Linked DNA regions of Mus musculus: region 2 is linked to region 1. A link is a loop called in an ENCODE intact Hi-C map of the cell type or tissue named here. Cell type or tissue: left cerebral cortex. All regions are shown on one strand. Links, peaks and the distances in the headings refer to the core of each region. The heading gives the core; the rest is flanking DNA.

Region 1 (10,403 bases), core at 943-8,942:
CTGCTATTGTAAGAAAAACAATTTTTTAAAGAGAACAAAATCAGAATGACTAGGGAAAGTCATTACGACCTTGCTTTCTAACCAGTAAGTCAGTTCTATTACATCTATAGAGTTGACCTTATTTTTTAACCTTGCTTAGTAAAAGGCACACACAGCAAACCAAGTATCCAAGGCTACAGTTTTGAATTGGTTACACTGTGGGAGTCTGTAAGAGTGCGCTAAAACAGACATTGCTAAATGTCATTAAATAAAAGCACACTTCAGGGCTAGGGTGGCTCAGCAGGTAAACACTTGCCACCAAGCCTGAGGACCTGAGTTTAACACCCAGAACCGATATGCTAGTGGGGAACCCACTCCCACAAGTGTCCTCTGATGTCTGCACATGTGCTGGCATGTGCACGTACCCACACGCACACAGAAGTAAAAACGCAAATCATAAAAATATATACACAAAAACACATTTTGGAGAAGCGGATGTCTTACCAGCTGGAATTCCCGGCGCCGATCGTAGGCATTCTGTATACCACTGTCCTCCCATAAGGCTCTGATAGCAGGAAGATACTGCAGGAACACTCGAGTCTCCACCATCCCCTGGGCAGCCATGGGGGCGCGGGTATCAAATGCCATCAACTTGTCTCCATGGAGCTGGTTTTTGTTATCTCCCCAGGGAATATGAAGCTTCTCTCGGGCATCTACCAGCACCCTCATACCTTTGTTTAAAAAGAGAAAAACCGTGTGAGGAAGAGTCATGAAGATACCATCAGAGGCTTTGGCCCCAGGGTTACTCAGTATTGGTTCCTTAATTTTTAGCTATTACAGAAGCCCCACTTCCAAAATGGGAGACCAGAATCAAAACAAAACCTTTATCTTCTCAGAGGTTTGAGAAACAAGTGTTCACTGTCTCAAAACCAGAAGCCTTGAAAAGTTAATATTAATAACAAAAACCACTTTGGGGAGGATTCTAATATGCTACGATTCATAAAAATCCTTTCTGGTGTAGACGGCAGTCAAAACCGGAGACAGAAAAAATAAATAGTGCTGCCTAGGCTGGTGCCAGGCTAAAGACGGCCCGGCCCGAGCTAAGGACAGCTGACTGTGCTGTGTGCAGTCCGGGTCCTCCAGGTTCCTACCAACACTGTCTTCTAGGACGCACTTAACCTCAAGGCTTCCTCAGACCAAGTTTCTCTTTTAATCAGTGCAGTCACACACTGGCTTTAGTCACCTAAAAGGAAAACCAACTGCACAAAGACCCAAGACCGCCCATGAGGCTTCCACTTACACAGGTCAGCTCAAACTCCTGTCTCTAAAACTGTTACTTCTGTCATCATCGGGAAGTCATTTCTTTGGATACAAGAAAAAATTGTTATGCTTTCACTTTTCTGACCATGCCAACAAAAGAAAATAAGATGCCTCCCTAGACTTCAACCTGATCACACAATCATGTTCAAAGGGACTCTTAGGCCCAGTGTGTGTAGAAAAGCAGGTGATTTGCCTCGCTCACAAGTGACTACTTGAGTCTGTTCATTCTTTAAGTTCATCTGTATCAGGATACAAAGGTACCTTCAATTAAGGGCTGGCAAGGTACAGTTTACAGTCTTCCAGGAGACTTTAATTAGTTCTGTGCTGAGCATTAAGGCAGACTGAACACAGCCATCCTTTTCAGCTTTACTGCAAAGGTACAAGGGTAAGGGCAAGACATGGACTGTGAGCTCCTGGCCTCGCCCTCTCCCCTCTCTGCCTGGCAAAGCATCTTCTCTAGTCTTTCCCTACTTGAAACACTGAAGGGGGTGGGGGGAACGGACCCATGAGGGAGTTTGCTTATGTTCTTCTTGAACAACAAAAAATATGCTTAAAAAAAAGTCACACAACTCCTTGAAAAGACCTACAAAATTAAAGTTTGCTTCCAAGCCCTAGATTTAATAGGGTGACTCCTTAACCACTCAGAAATCTGTTTTCTGATGTGCTGCTGTGCCTCAACTCTGCCAACTTCTCTTAGGTAGAAAATACCTGACACTAAAGAAAAAAAAATTAAAAAAAACAAGATGATTCTTTTAAATGATAAAAATAAAAGCCACCTCTGCAACTTATTTGAACACTAAGGAATAAAAATATTGGGTGGTTTTCACTTAAGGAACAGTATTTAAAATACTGTTCAACAGGATTTGTGAAGCCCACCATGCAGTCCAGCACATGTATTTAAACATAAATTCATGAAAGCATTAGAAATGATATGAAATGATACTGTTTTTTTCTCCTGTCTCGAGTTATTAAGAAAAAAAAAAGTGTGCAACATGTTGAACTGTGATTACAAACATCCTGTAGCAATGAGCCGATAAAACCACTCGCGCTAATTTTTTTTAATAGACTTTCCTGATGCCAGTTCAGTAAACGTGAGTTTCATACTCTTGCCCCAAAAGGCTCTAGAGGCTGTCACTCTATGCCCTTGACAAGAGTCTCAGGGTAAAAAAAAAAAAAAAAAAAAAAAAAAAGTTTCCTCATTACAACCGTTCCAGAACTTGCTTAAGTCAAGAGGTGGCCTAGGAAGCCCAAAGCTGGAAGGGTAACATACCCGGTTACTAGGGTCACCCACCAGGGACGGGCAGAAAGGAAAGAAGGATAGGAAGGGATAGGGAGTGTAGGACCTGGGGCTACTGATGGGTGGTCTTGCCCGGAGTGCAGGGAGGACACAAGTTGCCCCGCTGCCCCGAGTCACCCTACTCGCCGCACTTCCCTCTTGGAGGGGGCGAGGCCAGCCGCGGAGTGCTGGGCCGACCGTGACCCTCACCGGGGTAGCACGGGGGGGACAGCGGGGCGTCCCGGATCGAAGGGACCAGGGCAACAGGGCGCACAGAACGGTGCCCAAGGCGCGCCCACCCGCTCGCCCGTCCGATCTGATCCCGTTCGGTCTCCTCCGACTGGGGACCCGGCGGATGAGGGCGGTGCCCGGCCCGGCTCCCCAGGGGTCCCCGAGCCCCGCCGCGCCCCGCACCTTTGATCACGTTGCTGTAGATGGTGGGGCGGAACTCCTCGCGCGCGCGCTGGTCGAAGTCCTGGCCGTGGATGATCCGCATCTGCTTCAGGAAGGTGGACTTGCCGCTCTCGCCCGCGCCCAGCAGCAGGATCTTCACCAGCCGCTTCACGTAGGTCTTCTCCCGCGACAGGCATTTGTCGATCTCCTTGGACTTGCGCTGCTGCTCGGCCTCGCCGTTCGTCAGCACGCAGCCCGGGAAGCACACGGACAGCACGGAGCGCGACGGCAGGAAGTCCGCCATCTTGCCGCCGCCGCCGCCTCGGCGGGCCCCTGCGGCTCCTCCACCTCCTCCTCCGGCAGCGGGCGGCTCCGGCAAGGCGGCTGGAGGGCGGGGAGCGCAGCGGCGGCCCGAGCGCGCCCGGGGAGGGAGGGAACCCGAGGACTGACTCGCCAGGGCGGGCCGCGCCGGCCGGGGGAGGGTGGGAGGGAGGGAGGGAGGGAGGGAGGGCGGGCCCGGGGAGGGGCGGCGGCCCTCTGGGCGTGCGCGTGCCCGCTGCCTTTCGGGTACGCGCACGCAGGCACGCCGAGCGGAGGAGGGAGCGGCAGCGGCGGGAGTCACGCGCTCCTGTGCAGCCGGGAGCGCGCTCGGAGAGCGGCGGAGCCCGGGTCACGTGGGCCAGGCTGGGCGCGCGCGCCTGCGGATCCAGAGTTTCTGTTTCCCTTTAGTGCCACCGCTTCCCGGAGCCCCGAGGCGAGTAAGCAAAGCCCATCCTGACCCCTTTCCGCTGGGGCATCTTTCTCACTACAGATCCCACTGCCCTTTCCCATAGTTACTCGCCCGCCGCTTGCTGTCACCTTCACGCGACCTATTTTGAGACCATTGGCTGGGACATCCCCGCACCCGACCAGTGCAAGCCTTCCTTCGTTACAGTTTGCCTTGTTTTGTTTTGTTTTGTTTTAACTCTTGAGACAAGATCCCTGCGGCCCAAGTTGGCTTAAATTTGTGACAATCGTCTTGCTTCAGCCTCCCTGTCCGTTTCTGGTATTACCGGCAGGCAAGAGCTTTCCTTCAAGATCGTGCGTTTAATTAGCAGCGACCCTTCCCCGCCCCCTTGTCATCCTAACCATCCCGAATCTGGAAGGATAAGTAGATGTCAGATGTCGTTATTGATCAACACCTCACCCTAGCAGCTCAGGGCACTATTGATAACCTGCCCTGGTTTGAGGGGAAGTTGGAGTTGATGTTCTCGTGAGATGTGCCAGGAAGGTCGCTGGCGGCTGGCTCACTCATTAGATTCCCATCCGAGCTGCACTTGTGACTTGGGTAATGCCTTCTGAGGTCAGTGAATGGTGGAGAGGGTGAGGTCATGTTGAAAATCCCCCTAAACCGGACACTCTGATGCACGTTCTTCCCAAGGAAGCAGATAAGCGCTCAGCCTAGGACTGCAGCAGGCACATTTTGGGTTTCCTGCCGGATTACAGAGGATATGACAGACAAGAAACTTTTTTTTTTCTGTCATACCAGCAGATCAGGCCAGAACACCTGAAAAAGAGACTCCTGGGGAACACGTGACTAGTGACAGCTGAATGACTGTAGCAAGGACCTCAGAAGCCAACTTCTTCATTCTTGTCAGTTTCAAAGTTGATGCCTGTCTGGTTTTGCTCCTGGGACCTGACTCGTGTGCAACTTGGGAACTTCCTGTGTGTTAGGGAGTTGGGGTAAAGAGGTCAACACCGTGACATGCACAAGTTTAAAATTTTAAAAACCAGCACTATAAGTCAGTCCATCAGTTACTGTCCATTTGGGCCAATGACTGGGTAGCTCACGACTCACTCACTACACTGGCTGCAGTAAACAATACATGTAGTAGAATTGTCTCCTGTTACATCCACTGAGACCGCGAGCGGACCTGAGCCCACAGAGTAGGCTGTGTGCAAAGTAGGCTGAGCTCGCATCCAGCATCTGTGGATTGCTAAAGTCAGGACTGATTTGTGACCAAAGTCTGTCATAGATGGTTGATCTCTGTATATACCTTGATCACTGTTAGGGATACCCTGTTCTAGGGCCGTGAAAAGGCCAGCTTCTACCCAGGACAGGTAGACACCAAGGCCCTGAATTACCTCCATGTTCTAGTCCGAATTCATTAGCAGAAACAGAGGAGGGAAATGCGTACGTTAGATTAAGCATCTTCGTTTTCCTGAGGTGTACACAACAGAGTGGAAAAGCAAGGATGCCTAGGAGGCAGGAAGGGATTCCTGCCTGGCCAGTTCTTGTCGGGACATGTAACACAGCAGGGAGGCTGTTCAAAGTCCTGAGTGGAACCTCGCCTTGGAACAAATTTGGCTCGGGTTGAGCCTGGCTGCCCTAATCAGGGTTTCTGAAAAGAAACGTTTAAAGCCCGGGCTGGGGTTTGGCTGCTTTGTGTAACTGGTGATCAAGACACTTTGTAAATCATAAGCATAAAAGTGAGTCCGTTTAGTGGTTCTTCAAAAGCTAAACATAGAACTACCACGTGACCAGGCAGGTCCACTCCGAGGTGTGTACCCTCAGAAAACCCAGCACGCTGCTCAGGCAAAAACGTGGACACCCATGGTCCTGGCAGCGCTGTTAAGAACAACAACAAAATAAATGAATACCACTTAAGACGACCCAAATGCCCATTGGCAAATGAATGGCTAAACAAAATGTGATTCATCCAAGCAACAGATCGTGCAGTCATAAAAAAGAGTAAAAGTGCCGAAAGAAGGGGCTGAGGAGGTGGCTCCGTGATTTATGTGCCTGCTGTTCAAGCAGGAGGGCTGTAGCCCGGATCTCCCGGAGCCCACAAAAATGCCAGGTGGGCTGGGTGGCTTGGAAGACAGAGACAGGATTCCCAGAGCTGGCTGACTAGCTAGATTACCTCAAGCAGCCAGTTCTGGGTCCAAGTGAGAGATTCTGTCTCAACGGATAATGTGCACTCACAAGTCCACACATGTGCCCCTCCCTACAGGTGCGCACATACGCCACACATACACTGATACATGTTACAAGAATCAGCTTGGAAAATATCACCCTCAGTGTGGGAGGCACTCATGGTATGGTTTGGATTCTGTGAAATGTCCAGACTAAGTAAACCCACAGAAACAGAAAGAAGTAGTTGCCAGGGCTTGAGAAGCAGGGGCGAATGGGGAGTACTTAATGAATTGTTTTGAGTATTTGGAAAACAGATAGTGGCGGTGGTGACAGACCACTGTGACTGTACCAAGTGCTGAGCTGCGTATGTGGAAATGGCCAAACCATATGTAAAGTGGATCTCAGCATGGAAGGAAGAAAAGGTGAATTAAGGAAGAGCTTTGTTACATAAATGATACTTGACATCAGCTGACGCTGGAGTTCTGGAAGTATTGCAGTCTGTAACATTAATGAAAGAAAGGGCCGCTATGTAGCATCTAATGAATGAGAATGCTACAGTGTGCAACCTGTCCCGAATGGCAGCGCCACTGTGTTTAAACTGTGGTGGTGGAAGTGATTTGCAGCAGAAGGGGCTGCCTTCCCTTACACTGTCATGGCACTGGCGATATTTCAGTCACCGTGTTTTTCATAGAGGGGAAAAATAAAACAGCCCAACTTCTAAGGGAAGGCAGAGTCTATCGGTTAGAATTGAGCCTGCTAGATGCTGTTTCTAGCAGATCCAAATGTTCATTCTTAGGAAAGGTCGCTATCCTGACCAGCCAGTTAATCCATATGCAAAATAGTGGTTTGGGCCTGCCCTGCCCCCGAGCTGGGTTACAATGATAGGACTTTTGAGCAGTTGCTTCGTTCTTTCTGGAAGGTCAAAGTTTATTGGCAAGACGCAGGAAGGAGCCCTTCCCTGTCTGTTATCACCCTCGAAATCGATTCACAATCCTTCAGGAGCTGAAAGACTTCTGTCTTGTAGTCATGGTTTATGTTAAATTTTTGAAAAACAGTATTACTTAGCTTATTTACCCGTCTCTGTGCCAAGTAACTTTGGCCTGTTGACAAAAATCAGGATTATCCACAAAGGACAAAAATGTGTCACCCTCAGACATATTCAAAAGAATGTACCAGAGGCTCCAGCAGCAGTTCCAAAGAGGCGTTAGAAAGAAAAAAAACGTCTTTCTTTTGAGCGATGGTGAATATAATTTAAATAAAGGCTTTGCTTGCCAAGGTGACTATTTACAGGTCAGGATGGGCCAACACCCATTTAGATGTGTTTATTTAAGAGTCAGTCACATCAGTTGGTAGTTAAACCTTGAGTTAATTTTCTAATGGGGACAATGGCACATGTAGCATTTAGCTTGTGACACTCTGCTATCTCAACGTCAGTGTTAAATAGATGGATTCTAATTCTTTCTTATAGATAGAGTAGGCCTGAATGCTCTTCTGTATCCCTTTCTGTTCCAGGAAAGGAAAGGGACAGGGAATTCCTGAGCACGCCCCCTCCCTCCCCATGATACAGGCCTCACAGTGTGTGATGTTTAAAATGCCTGCAAGCACTCTGACCTACTTTATCTCATTCACTACTCACAATAGCCCAACTAGGAACACTAGGCTCTAGCCCCGTGCTCTTTGGAAGCTGCCAGGAGGGAAAGCTTAAATGACTCCCTTAAAGTTTTGCTTACTGTGGCCTGCTGCAGAGCCTGCCAGGACTGCAAGCACACTGTTTTGACTGGAGGGGAGAGGGAGGGCGTGAGACAGGGTTCCTTGTAGCACAAGCTGATCTTGAGCCTTGTTGTTGTTTTCATTAATTGGCTGAAACGTTTTAAATTGATTTTATGAGTGTCTTGCCTGCATGCTGCATGTATGCCCGGTGCCTGAGGAGGTCAGAGGAAGCCATTGGATCCTCTGGAACTGAAGTTATAAGTGGTTGTGAACCAGCATGTGGTGCTAGGAACGGAACCTGGATCCTTTACAGGAGCAACAAGTAAATGCTGAACCATCTCTAAAGCCTTTCCCCCACTTTGTGTGTGTGTGTGTGTGTGTGTGTGTGTATGTGTGTATGTGTGTATGTGTGTATGTGTGTGTGGTGTGTGTGGTGTGTATGTGTGTGTGGTGTGTATGTGTGTATGTGTGTGTGTGGTGTGTATGTATTGTGTATGTGTGTATGTGTGTGTGTTGTGTATATGTGTGCTTATGTGTTGTGTGTGTGGTGTATATGTGTGTGTGGTGTGTATTTGTTGTGTGTGTGTGTATGTGTGTGTTTCTTTTTGAGACAGGCTTTCCAGGCTCTCATGTTTGCTAGCCCAGGCTGGTCTTGAACTTCATATGAAGCTGAAAATGATTTTGAATTTCTTTCAGTGTGTCTGTGTGTCTGTGAGTGTGTGTGTTACATGCACACACGTATACAGGGGTGCACAACTGTGTTTGTGCATGTAAAGACCAGAGGGGGGGCTTTGGGGTCTCTTGATTCTCCATCTTATTTCCTTGCTCCATTGTGACAGGGTCCCTCACTGAGCCTGGAGCTAAGCTAGCAGCCAGCAAAACTCAAATTACCCCCCCCCCAACACACACACACACACACACACTGAGTTCACACTCAGATCCTCATGCTTGTACAACCCTGAGCCTCTGCCCTTGAACTCTTTATCCCCAGACAGTGGGATTTCAGGCAGGCAGGCAGGCACAAGCCACGGTGCATAGGTGCTACTTTGACTGGTAGCACAGTTGCTCTCTCTGGTGCTACTTTGACTGGTAGCACAGTTGCTCTCTCTGGTGCTCTCAAAGAAGCCCAAGGCTCAGAATCCCTGGGTGTGTAAAGCCTAAGCCTGAGACAAGAAATGAACTGTATTTAGCGTTAAGGGACTGTAGTGTTCTGTAGTTTTGTTTGTGGGTTGGTCTGTCTGTTTTTCCAGCCCCTTCCAGGCTGGCTGCCATCTTGAAGTTCTCCAGCTGTTAGACTGATTCTAGTGAAATGTCCCTACATTGGGCTCAGGCTCTGGTTTGTAAAATGTTCCAGGTGGCTGATGGAGGCAAAAAGAGCGAGAGCGAGCTAGAGAGAGAGAGAGAGAGAGAGAGAGAGAGCAAGAGAGAGGAGCAGAGCTTATGGCTCTATTTACCTGGGATGTAAACCCCATATGTTATGCGCTTAGCGTGAGTTAGCTCTAAAAAGGCACCGTTTCTGTTTCTGTAATGCAGTCTGATGTGGCCCTTCCCAGAATAAGCTGCTCATATGGAAAGATTCAGATGAAACTAGACATGTGGAAATGAACGGTGGGTGGTTTTGTTTGTTGTTGTTAATAACGGAAAACATGACTTTAATTCTTGGTTGTATTTTTCTCAGCCTCCAAAAAAACCATCCCTGAGCTGCCGGTGACCAGCTGAAACCTCAGCTTATCCTCAGTCGGAGGTTCAGAGACACGCATCCGTGACCCCAGACACACCTCGCTCGGAAACGTCAGACCCACTCCAGCTGCTGGTTTATACAGCACTACACAAAGCCCTGCCCGCTCACACACACTCCTTGATGTGCATGCAGAGGCCAGAGCAGGATGTTAAGACAGGCTCTCTCATTGAAGCAGAAGTTCCCCATCTCAGGTAGCCTGGCTGGCCAGTGAGATCTGGATGTCAACCTTTCTTTGTCCCCCCCACCCCCCCATGGGTACATCAGCGAGGCCCAGCTTCTTTTGTACAGACGCTGTACATACATTCGAGTGCAGCGCAAGCATTCTTACTCAGTGAGCCATCTCCCTAACTGTCCCAGACTTTCCCCCCATCTTGAAATAAGGTCTCACTATGAAGCCCAGGGTAGCCTCATACTCGAAATCACCCCACCTCAGCCACCCTGAGTGCTGGGATTATGGGTGTACGTCACCATGCCTGCCTCCCTTGTCACTTTGAAAGATGACAGGTACTTGTTTCTTACCAGAAACAGAAATTGTTTAAATACAAGTTGTTCTTCCCCAGGGAAATTCAAATCTGCTCCCAGTCGGATGGCAGAGGGTTTTCCAGTGGAACACTGGGTTAGCAGGCTTGGACCTGCCACTTTCGGCAACCAGTCTCCCGTGGCTGGCTAGCAGGCTCAGTTTTCAGGTATTGTCACATGTCACGGCCCGCCAAGCTGGCCTTTGCCTCACTGAGAAAATGCCGGATGGAGTACGTCAGCTATGTTTGCCTCACAGCCATAAAGACCCATCCAGGGGCTCTGAGAAATGGCCCACATGGCTGGTGTCTGTCTGTGACAAGGCTCCCTCCCCGAGCAAATCATATCATCAGCTCATCCTGACTCCACGGTCAGCTGCTAAGGAAAAAACGGTGAGGAAGGAAGGATTCGGGGAAGGCAGCAGCTGCTGAGTCAGAATGATGGTGTTGGAAGGCTCACAGGAGAGGATTTCAGGCCAGCTCCCTTCTGCTTCAGTTAGCCTTCTGCTGCTGCCCGGCCAGGATCCCGCGGGAGAGGAGAGGAGACAGCGGGAGCCAGGGGAAGCAGCTCAA
Region 2 (10,403 bases), core at 1,308-9,307, 110 kb before region 1:
CAAAGAAAAAGAGAAAAAGCCTACTTTCAGTAAGACATTATTTCCTATCATCTGAACTAGATAATAAATAATTCAGAGGGGTCAGAAAGATGGCTCAGCGGTTAAGAGCACTGGCTGCTCTTGCAGAGGACTATGGCTCAATTCCCAGCACCCATATGGTAGCTCACAACTGTCCCTAGCACTAGTTCCAGGGGATCTGACACCCTCACACAGACACACATGCAGGTAAAACATCAATACACATAACATCAAAATAAATAAATTATTTTTAAAATATAAATAAATAATTCAGAGACGAGAGCACACCCCAGGCATGGTTTCTGTGGGAGACAATAGCATTCATCTCTCCCAAGCCCACCTAACGCTGGAGCGCTCCACAGATCACAGCAGAGTTCTAACCACGCAGAGCCTCTCCTGGCCTCTTCTCCATAGGACGGTCCTAGAATCATAGGATAACTATACTTCTTAGCCACGAGGAAGCAAGCAGCTGTCTTGCTCCTAAAGAGTTAAAGAAAAAACAAAAACAAAATAGAGTAAGACTGTTTTCCTGGGGACCCACGAGTGTCTGTTTAGACAAGACAGAGGAAGCCAGGGACTCTCTTGAGCACGGCAGGTTGAATCACCTCACCAACTGTCTGGGGGGTGGGGGGTGGGGCAGCTAGACGTCACTGGAGCAAAGGTCAGTGTTTCTAATACGCAGCTTTCCGACATCTCAGATTAGTTTTCATGACCCAGAGCCACATTATAAAGCTGAATGCCACATGGGGTTCATTCCTAGATGCAACGTGATTAACACTTTGCTCCGACGATTTGGGTTCGTGTTTTAGGATGTTTGCAACAGGCCCAAGGCTATGTTCCCTTTCGTGTGGCTGGGTGTTTTCCTTTATTTTAAGCGATGAGGGGATGACACATTACAGGAGCCATAAGCGAGGAAGACCGAGGAGGCTGGGAGAGAAAAGCAGTGGTGTTGAAATCCAAGTTGCTCCAGAGTTAATGAGACACAGCCATGGGCAAATGATCAATAGGCCACTGGATGATAACCGGGTGTGAGGGAATGAACACCCCCACTGCTCTGAGTGACCTCACTGTCCCCAAATACAGCATGCTCTCACCCATTCCTGCCTTCCTGTCATTCCGTGCAGCTCTCCTTTGGCACACACACACACACACACACACACACCAAACTTCCCACGATCCTCCCTGCTGGTTCTCCATACCACAGAGCTCCACTCTACTCAACTCCCCAGGAGCCCCAGAGTGTGACACTTTCTGGAAGGAAGCTCCCTGGGAAACCAGCACAGCAGCAAGCCCTTATAAACTTTCACTCCTTGAGCCTGGGACACCGTGGGGAATACTGTCCTGTCCTTGTCCGTTACAACTAACCGAGCAGAAAAGGAGACACTCGGAAAAGACGCTTGTGTCTCTCCATCTGACTATCGGGGACTTTTGAAACAATGGATACCCCCACCCCTACCACCCCCATCCCTGCAAACTAGGAGATGCCTCTCCCCCCAGAACCTCATGTTGGGTAAAGGAAAAGGCATCACCCAGAAGGGGGAGTCAGAGCTTGACTCCCAGATGTAACAACTTGTCAGACCACCTTACAGTGTGGGGCTGAAGTTCAGACAATGCTGAGCAATGGTGGGCAGGATCACACCTTAACAGGAGTTCCTTACACGTCTCTGGACCGTTATTCTCACTTCAGGGCCCTGCAGATGGACCTAAGTCAGGATAGGGGCTCACTAGAACTCTTTATTCCAATTTCCAATGTGACTCTATTGAATAAATCACCCTTTCTCCTGTTTCTCTTTATTCAGCTGTTTTAATTGCCTTAAGGGCAGGTGGCTGTTCTTGGCTTTTGTGGGGTACAGACTGTGACCCCCAAGTTCTGTGACACCATCACTAGCTGTTCCTCTCCAAATACCTAAGTCCCTCAGAGCAGTTTCTCCTCTCTCCTTTCTACCGACTGACTATCAAGTGGGAGTCAAGACCACAAGATAAACGCACAGCCCCTCTGCCTGGATACTTCAGTTAACAGACGTGAGCTTCTCTGTCAACTAGAGAAACGGATATTAGCGTTTTAAAAGCAAGAACTAACTATAATAGGATCTAGGCCACTCGAGCAGAACAGAAACCCTTAGGTAGGTGTCTAGTAGGTGCAATGGAAAAAGGGGAGGTGGAACCCTGAGGGGCTGAGGCCTTCCCTAATAGCCTCTCAGATACTCTCTTCTTCTGAGGCTATCCTGAAGACCCAGCAGCCCAAAGCAGGCTTGCAGGACCCTCCTTCTGAGCTCCAGGGGAGCCTTCTTTCAGACTGCTTCCCAAGATGAAGTTCTCACAGGCTGGTAAAAGCCACGAGCTTATTTGCAAGCCAGGGTCATATCTGCCTAGCAACCCAACCCAAAGACTATAAGTGTGGACAGGGAACAGGCAGGCCAACTTTGCACAAAGGAATCTATTCTCATGCAAATGACCCTAAGGGCTAGAAAAGAAAGACAGAGAGAGAGAGAGAGAGAGAGAGAGAGAGAGAGAGAGCGCCTGGGGCAGCTCTGAAGAAGCTGTTTCCCCACACCCCCAAGAAGATGCTGAGGGACTCTCACAACAAACTTAGTGCCTTGTCTGCTGCAGAGGAAGAGGGGACTCTGCCTGCGCCACACAGAGATTCCCACTGACCTACAGAAGAGGACAACCGTACAGCCCGGCCCTTAGCTTAATTTCCTGATTTTTCTGGTCCTGTACTCCAGACTGCAAAGGTCTCTTTGTTCTTATTTAGGACTAAACAAAGTTAGTTCTGTCTGGGGGCTTTGATTAGCATGGTAATGCAGTACTGAGGAAGGGAGAAAAACAGGGGCTTTCATCTTTTCCCTGGATCACTAGGCTTCAAGGGAAAAAGGTGAGGCCCGGCTCTGACCAGCAAAAGTCATCAGCCTGTGGCCAGCAAGGCTGGATTCCAGCCACCTCTCCTTATCCAGACACCAGGGGTCCAAGTCAATCTGCCTCATCTCTACAAGGGGAATCATTGTACCACACCAGGACAAGCCAAACCTGATGGAGCGGACCTATAATTCCAGCACTTAGGTGAATTCCGAGGATCGGGAATTTAAGGTCATCCTCATCAGATTTTATCTCAAAAACCCAAATAAGTCAGGCATAGTGGTCCATGCCTTTGGCAGGTCTGAATTTGAGAGCTGCCTGGTGGCTATCCTGGAACACAGAGAAACCCTATCTGGAAAAACAAAACAAAACCAACACATCAAATCACATGGGTGCTACTTAATTCAGTATCGGAACCAACACAGATGTAAAACAATGAGTTATAATAAAATAGCAATAATACACTTTTTTTTTTTTCAAGACAGTCTTTCTCTGTGTAGCCCTTGCTGTCCTGGAACTCACTTTGTAGACCAGGCTGTCCTTGAACTCAGAAATCCGCCTGCCTCTGCCTCCAAGTGCTGGGATCAAAGGCGTGCACCACCACTGTCCCCGTGAAGTAATACATTATTAATAATTAATTCTACCTGGCTGCTGTTACTGCCCTCCACAGCCTGGTTTTATCCAGTCATTCATTCATTGATGTCTAGGACTTTGGGCACTATCTAAGTTTTAAACTCAGAGGTTGAGAAAACTCAAGAGGTAGGCATCACGGCACATGCCAGCGTTTTCAGTGCTTGGGAGGCACAGTCAGAAAGATTGCAAGCCCAAGATCAGCTGAGCTCCATCTTTAAAACGTGTCTTAAAATCGTGCCATTTCCAGCCAGGCAGAGCGTATTGTGCCTGTAGTCACAGCTACAGTGCAGGATGAGGCTGGTGGACGGGTTGAAGCTAGGCGGTGCAGACCAGTTACAGACAGACCTTGGTTAAGAAAAAGAAGCCTGCGACAGGCGGTGGTGGTGCACGCCTTTAATCCCAGCACTCGGGAGGCAGAGGCCAGCCTGGTTTCAAAGCTGTCTTGAAAAAACCAAAAGAAAAAGAAAAAAGAACCCTGCGATCCCATCACTTTGGAGGCCGAGACAGGAGGATCTTCAGTTTTAGGTTAGTCTTGGCTTGGCTAGTGAGATCGTGTTTTTTAAAAACAAACAAACCAGGATTTGGGGGGGGGGGGGTCAAATATAAGTTTGAAGCCAGCGTGGACTACACCTGTCTGGGATGGGGTAAAGGTTTAATTATTCCCACAAATTTGCCAGTTATTATTCAGTGGTAGCCTGGCTGGACTACAGTGACCAGAGTAACACACTCTGCACCAATACACCTGCCTCCTCACTTAGCCACACCAGAGCCTATTGACAGCACTGGGTGACTGCATTCCCAAATCCTGGGGGAAATGACAGAGCAAGGAAAGGTTTTTATTAAAATTTTGAACCGGTGCTCCTCCCGGTGGGTGGCGACCCTTCAGGCACACTCCCAAAGTAGGTTCTCTGCAGTTTCTAACATCAGAAAGACAATCTCTGAGCCACAATCAACCGACGTGGGTTGCCTAAGTCTGAGGGGGGAAGGGGGGGGAATGCAGAGGAACAGGGCTTTTGCTGTGAGGCAGTACCCAGTTTTTCTCCAGAGGTGTGAGATGGAGTCCAGGAAACCAACTTTGCGCCCCCTCTGGCTCTGAACAGTCCCTAATCCTCAGACACGCGCTGTCCTCAGGAATAACTCGGGCTTCTCCGGAAGCATCCATTTAGTTCATAGTGACCTTTGGGATCAGGGGGCTTGGAGGTTTGGGGGTCTCGATCCCCCCAGAAGCCTCCTGGGGGGGGGGGGGGTTAAGGCTGCCGTGCACCTGTGCTCACGCCGCCTCCCGCCTAGGCGGGTGCGCGCGCACGGAGAAGCGGAGATGCTGACTCAGCCAGGCTTCTCCCATCTCTTTCGCGCAGCGCGGATGCTGGCGGCTGGTGGCTGCTGCGGCTGCAAACAAGGCAGCACGGGGAGGGGAGGCGGGGGAACACGACAGTGCACCGGCAGCAACCCAGCCGCGGGCTCCTTAGGGCCCATTGCGGCACTTCCCCCCGCATGCCCGGAAGGGGAACTGGCGGGGCGCGCGAGTTGACGAAATTTGGGGGGGAAGTGGTCTCTAGAGGAGGAACTCGGGATCCCGCGCGTGCTCCGCTCACACCCAAACTGGAAGGAACCTGTTCAGTCCGGGACCAGGGACGCGCGGGACCAGCCCAAACGCGCGCCTCCCCTGCCCTCCCAACCCCCCCTCCCCAGCCTCCTCACTGGCTCCCCAAATCCTCAGGGCGCGGGCGGACCCGGGAGCTGCGCTCGGAGAGGGGGTGCAGGGGCGCACTCGGTCGCCCCGGGCTCGATCGCGCTCCCGCTCGCACTGCAGCTAAGTGCCGGGGTCCGATCGGGCCGGGATCACACGGGCACGCGCGGATGAGGGGATGAGGGCGTCGGGCCAAGGACCCCAGAGGCGTCGGCGGGGATGGGCGACCCGCGATGACAGCGCGGTTACCTTCCGTGACCCCCAGCCCCGGCAGCCGGCAGGCGGGGCGCGTGCCTTGCGCGGCCCCGATCCACGTGGGCCCGCGCGCGCGCACCAGGCCGGCCCCCTCCTTGCAGGCGCTCGGCGCTCCCAGCACATGGTCGGCGGCGCGCCCCCGAGGCCGGCGGAGACCGGCTGCAGCCGGTATAGGATAAGAGATAGGCAGAGAGAAGCGGGGCCGGGGCGCGGGCGGCGGCACGCACGGCCCGGGAGGAGGCGACAGGGTTGGGGGGCGGGGGGAGGGTGTGGCTCGGGTGGCCGAGGCTGGCGTGGGTTGGGGGCCAGGGTACTCCAGGCTCCCCGCCCGGAGCCAACTTGATAGAGACTCTGGCCCACGCCCTAAGGGGTTAAACCTTTTTCTCATGTTACGGAGCGGTTTATAAGAAGGCTCCGGAGGCCCAGCCTCCGCCTTATTGGGTGCCTTTTGGGGTTTATTCTCTTCCCTTCTAACTTGGTGAGTTGGTTTTATTATTTTACACGCTTAAAAGTTTGATTGTGGGGTATGGGTGTTTGTTTGTTTGTTTTTTAATATGTGTTGGGGCCTTTTTTTTTTTTTTAAGGGCGGGGAGGAGGAAAGCTTTTAACATTTTAAAGAGGTTAATCCGAAAAATATTCTGACAGTTGGGAGTGTTCGGAGCCACTGGGATGACGCGCTCGGGCAGTTGTGGGCAACTGAGAGTTGAATGTCCATGACCCTAAGTATAGATGGGTTCCAGGAAATACCTTAAAGGGTGCCCTGGCCTTTGATCGTCCCCAACCCGGGGTGAAAGGAGCCAGGCTGTGAGGCGAGTCCGGCGACCGTCTCAGACCCTCTCTGGATTTTCCTCATGAAGTTGCCGGCGCGTCAGCAGAGCGAAATGTCAGAGAGGTACCTTCCTTCCCCGGGCTCGCGCGCGCACCCAAGGCGGCCACTGAGGCAGCACGAGGGAAAAGTGGAACTTCGGGTCTCCATCCCTGTTACCCCCCTCCCCAGGGCGGTCCCGGAGAGAGACAGATTTCCCTTCGGAGCGTGGGTCCCACACCTTGCCGGGCTGCACTGTCACCCGCTTGCTGCCTGCTGGTCGGTCCCGCACAACTTCCAAGGTCCGCCGGGCTACCAGCGGCAGCAAAGTGTCGTGCAGCTGAACGGCTCCAGGCGTGGGGGGAGAATGATTTTAAAGAGGAAATAGGTTAATTTCCTTCTGGGTTGTTCTCAATCCCTGCACCGCAGCAGACAAGTGATAGAAGTTTGTTAGATGGCGTGTAAAAATGTCATCGAACAACAGGGTAGGGGGGAAGATCGTAGGAATTGAGGAACCCATTACAACTCCTTAACCTGGAAGCTGGTGGTTTGTACAGCTAGGCACTGTGCTGGCTGCTTTTGACGGGAAGGGGATTTCTACCTTAGGATTGAGATTTCAGCCTCTGGTGATCTGACTGGTTTTTTTTGTTTGTTTGTTTGTTTGTTTGTTTTGTTTTGTTTTTTTTACAAACCATTCTGATGAGTGTCTAGCTACAAGAAAGTGCCAGTTCCTATACTAAGGTCTTCCCGTGTGCCAAGCACTGTTAGGTGGCTCGGGGGTTGGGGAGAATACAGTGGTGAAACACCTTTCCTGGTAATTAAGGGACCAGCGGCACCCGGCACCGTCAAAGATAGAAACTGACAGTATGTAAATAAACAATGCAGTCAAGTGGAAAACTGGTCTTAATGAGTACCACTGGCCCTGAGTTTTCCTTCTGCGGTTTCCAGAAACAGGACTTTTCCTCAGTGGAACTCCAGAGGAAGACACTTAAATTAGGGGCTTGGGTTTCAACTCGATGGTCTTGCAAACCGGGTGAATAGCTTGTAGCCAGTGATTCATTCAAACGTGGCTGAGGCCGTTTAGCAGGTTAGAGTTGGGGAAGTTTTGTTTTTTATAGAGAGAATTCAAACGAACTTCCCACACACACATGCAGACTGGTCCAGACAACTGAGGCTAGAGACAACTTGTCAGAAGCTGTATACTCCGGTCTACATCTTGAAGGAGCTTCGAAGTGCCTCTGTTCTGCTGACACCAGCAGCCGCCAGCTCATTGCCTTCTAAGCTTGTCTTTTGAACTTCGCCCAGAACTGACCCTAGACTAACCCCAGAGACTGTATGATAATCCAGTATCTTTATGTCTTTTTGCCAAATCCTTACAACAAATTAAATCACAGTGAATGTCCCAGGTAATTATAAATCTCCAAGTCCTGTAGGACACCCATTTAAGGCCTGCTTCCTTCACCCTCTCAGGGAAACAGGCTTATTATCCTGTAGCCCAAACTGGCTTGAGACTTACTGCGTAAAGAAGCCTGCTTCAACACATAGCCCACTTCCTGTCTTGGCTTCCTGAGTGTAGCTGTCTATAGGTCTATAAGCAAAGAACTTCACTCCAGTTTGTTTTGTTTTATATTCTCTCCTTTTTCTTTTTTGACAGAGACATAAGGGTAACCAAAAGCTACTAGGAAATACACTAAACTGTCCAGCCTTTTTTTTTTCCATCAGAAGGACATTGGGGGGTCTTGGGTGAAAAGCCAGCAGGCGCTTACTCAGAATAACAGAACTATCTAATGGGGAAAAACCTAGAAATCGCCTTCACAGATGCAATTTAGCCATCAGGAGATTTCTGCTAGTCCGGAACCACTGCCCAAAGGGTTTCCAGAAGATAAACCCACACTGGGCTAATCTGTAGGTGGTAACTCAGAGTCAGTCGGGGTCAAAGGCCATCCCTTGGGATTGCCTCTTCTTAGGGGACAAGCTTTGGACTCAGAACCTAGTTAGATTCAGAATCTACGTGTTGGGAACACTGAACATCAAGAAGAGAAGCCGTGGCCGGAGACCAATCAGGTTGTTTAACCAGCTCTGCCATTTAAAGCCCCACAAGGTGTTTCCCATCAGATACAAAACCAAACGGACTGGTAGTTTTCGCAGTCTGTAATTTGTGGAGGCCTTTGAGTCGTCAAGTTGAAAGGTTGGGCCTCGGTTGCTTTGTGCACAGTGTGCACAGTGTGACGGTTCGTAGAGCCCAGTGGCCTGTTGGTTAAATGGCAGGAGGAAGAGCTAAGCAAACTGCTTATTCTGCAGCCAGACACTTCCTCGTTTTAAAAGGCATGAGCTGTGTGTTGTTTTGGGGGCACCCCCAAGTCTCTTATTTTGTTTAGTAAACTTTGAAGAGGACTAGTTTTGTTTCTGTTGCTTGTTAGTGTTTATTTCCTTTGATTGTTTTTGTATTTTGTTTTTGGTGTTTTGTTTTTTGAGGTGGAGGAGAAGGTAGACAGGACTGTAGTCCAGGCTGGACTTTAGCTTTGCTTGCTTTCTCTCTCTCTCTTTCTCTCTCTCTCTCTCTCTCTCTCTCTCTCTCTCTCTCTCTCTCTCTCTCTCTCTCTCTCTCTCTCTCTTAGACAAAGTCTAGATGTGTAACCAAAACCTAGCAATCCTCCTGCCTCGGTCCTCTGAGTTGACCACAATGCCCGGATTGTTCAGTAAACTTTGAGCAAGCGTCTGTGATACACAAAATGCTATGCAGGCACTGAGTCTGGGAAGAGTATCTGATTGCCCTGTAGGTAGCCCGCCTCATACAGTCTTTTCCACTCAGGGAGGAGGGTTGAAATAGGGTCTCATGCAGCCCAAACTGGCTCAAACTTGCTTATAGCCATGGGTGGCCTTGAATGAATTTCTGATCCTTATGCCTACAGGCATGTTGGGTAGCACGCTACCATGCCCAAGCTCTTACGCGCGATCTTAGCTATAACATGCCAATATTATCTTCCAGGAAGGCTTGTACTCTGTTATTGTGCCATACTGTGGTCTTATCTCAAAGCCACCCATGGTAGGATGAAGGATGTTCCAGGCTTGTAACTGGAATAAATGTTAGAGTTGGCTTGGCGAGGCCATCTTCCCTTTATGATGATCCCAATAAGAAGGTAGAAAGGTTTGTTTCCCTTCATCCTCTGTTGGTTGGGCGTGGCTGGCTAGTGCCTTTAATCCCAGACAAGAGGGTTGCTGCAGATTTGTATGTATCATGAATGTAGTGAAAGCTGTATTTGGTTGTAGCCAGAACAGAGAGGCGCAGACATAAAGCATAAGTGAGCAAACTATCGCCCAAAAGGGGCTCAGGAAATAAATAGGAGCAGTTCAGTGTCTTCTGCCCAAATCTAACGTCCAGCTGCGTCACACCCACCCCCTCAAGACCCTTCCAGAGCTAGCACTTTGCCTCTTAGCCCGGTTTCCTTGGGCCACCCACTAGGTTCAGCCTGCAGTCATATCAGCTGATGAATAGAGTTAAATGCTAAAGTCAAAACTATCATCTGTTAAAGCTGGAGGATGCCTTCGAGATTCTCCAGTCTCCGCTAGCTAAGTGCCTTTAATCCCAGCACCTGGGAGGTTGAGGCAGGCCAGGCAGATGGCTACAAGTTCAAGGCCAGCCTGGTCTACGTTTACATCAAGTTCCAGGATGGCCAGGTCTCCATAGAAAGATGGCGTCTCAATAAAGAACAACAAAGATTCCCCAGTCCCTTCTAAAGAGGAGTGCCAGCTCAGAGATGGGAAGTGACTACCTCAAGTCACAGAGTTGTGTGGCTGAACAGTCCCTCTGTCCAAGGTCAAGAGTAGTTCGGGGATGGGAGGCAACTGGGCAGGTAAAACCCACCTGATGAAAGGAGGGAACCAAGTCCCACAGGTTGGTCTCTAACAGACACGTGAGCATTGTGGCATGAATGCATTCCACTTGCCCTGAGACAGAAATGTAAATAAATAAGTTAATGTAAACTTTTTTAAAAAGTTTTTTGCAGAGTGCTTTGCCAGGCTGGGGATGTTGCTAGAGTACCTGCCTCACATGCACGGAGCCCTGGGTCCTTAGTATCATGCAAGCCATGTGTGGTGACCAGTGCCTACAATCTCAGCACTTGGGAGAGCTTAGAGAAGCAGTAG

The links. Peaks named below come from ENCODE experiments on the same cell type or tissue, not always from the same donor. Only the 100,000 strongest peaks of a DNase experiment are listed, where the experiment ranks them.
Region 2: it touches region 1 in a loop (6-fold over the local background); 2 of 42 quality-filtered maps call a loop at or near these places.

What each region holds. Positions count from the first base shown.
Region 1 is chr11:109,355,843-109,366,245 of GRCm38, reverse strand. Gna13 (guanine nucleotide binding protein, alpha 13) reads right to left here and starts at 3,452. Exons shown (of 4, transcript NM_010303.3): 1 at 2,990-3,452; 2 at 484-710. The coding sequence starts at 3,272. It overlaps Gm11696 (predicted gene 11696), which reads left to right and starts at 2,592. Exons shown (of 2, transcript NR_038097.1): 1 at 2,592-3,140; 2 at 9,253-10,403. In left cerebral cortex, for the core only: a CTCF peak has its summit at 4,441; DNase peaks (open chromatin) are centred at 4,261, 5,562, 6,770, 7,492 and 4 more places; H3K4me3 peaks cover 3,649 bases; H3K27ac peaks cover 6,278 bases.
Region 2 is chr11:109,468,465-109,478,867 of GRCm38, reverse strand. Slc16a6 (solute carrier family 16 (monocarboxylic acid transporters), member 6) reads left to right here and starts at 5,270. Exons shown (of 6, transcript NM_001029842.2): 1 at 5,270-5,620. The coding sequence starts at 5,376. Arsg (arylsulfatase G) reads right to left here and starts at 5,494. Exons shown (of 14, transcript NM_028710.3): 1 at 5,447-5,494. In left cerebral cortex, for the core only: a CTCF peak has its summit at 4,621; DNase peaks (open chromatin) are centred at 6,353, 6,525, 7,419, 8,502 and 3 more places; H3K4me3 peaks cover 3,242 bases; H3K27ac peaks cover 2,213 bases.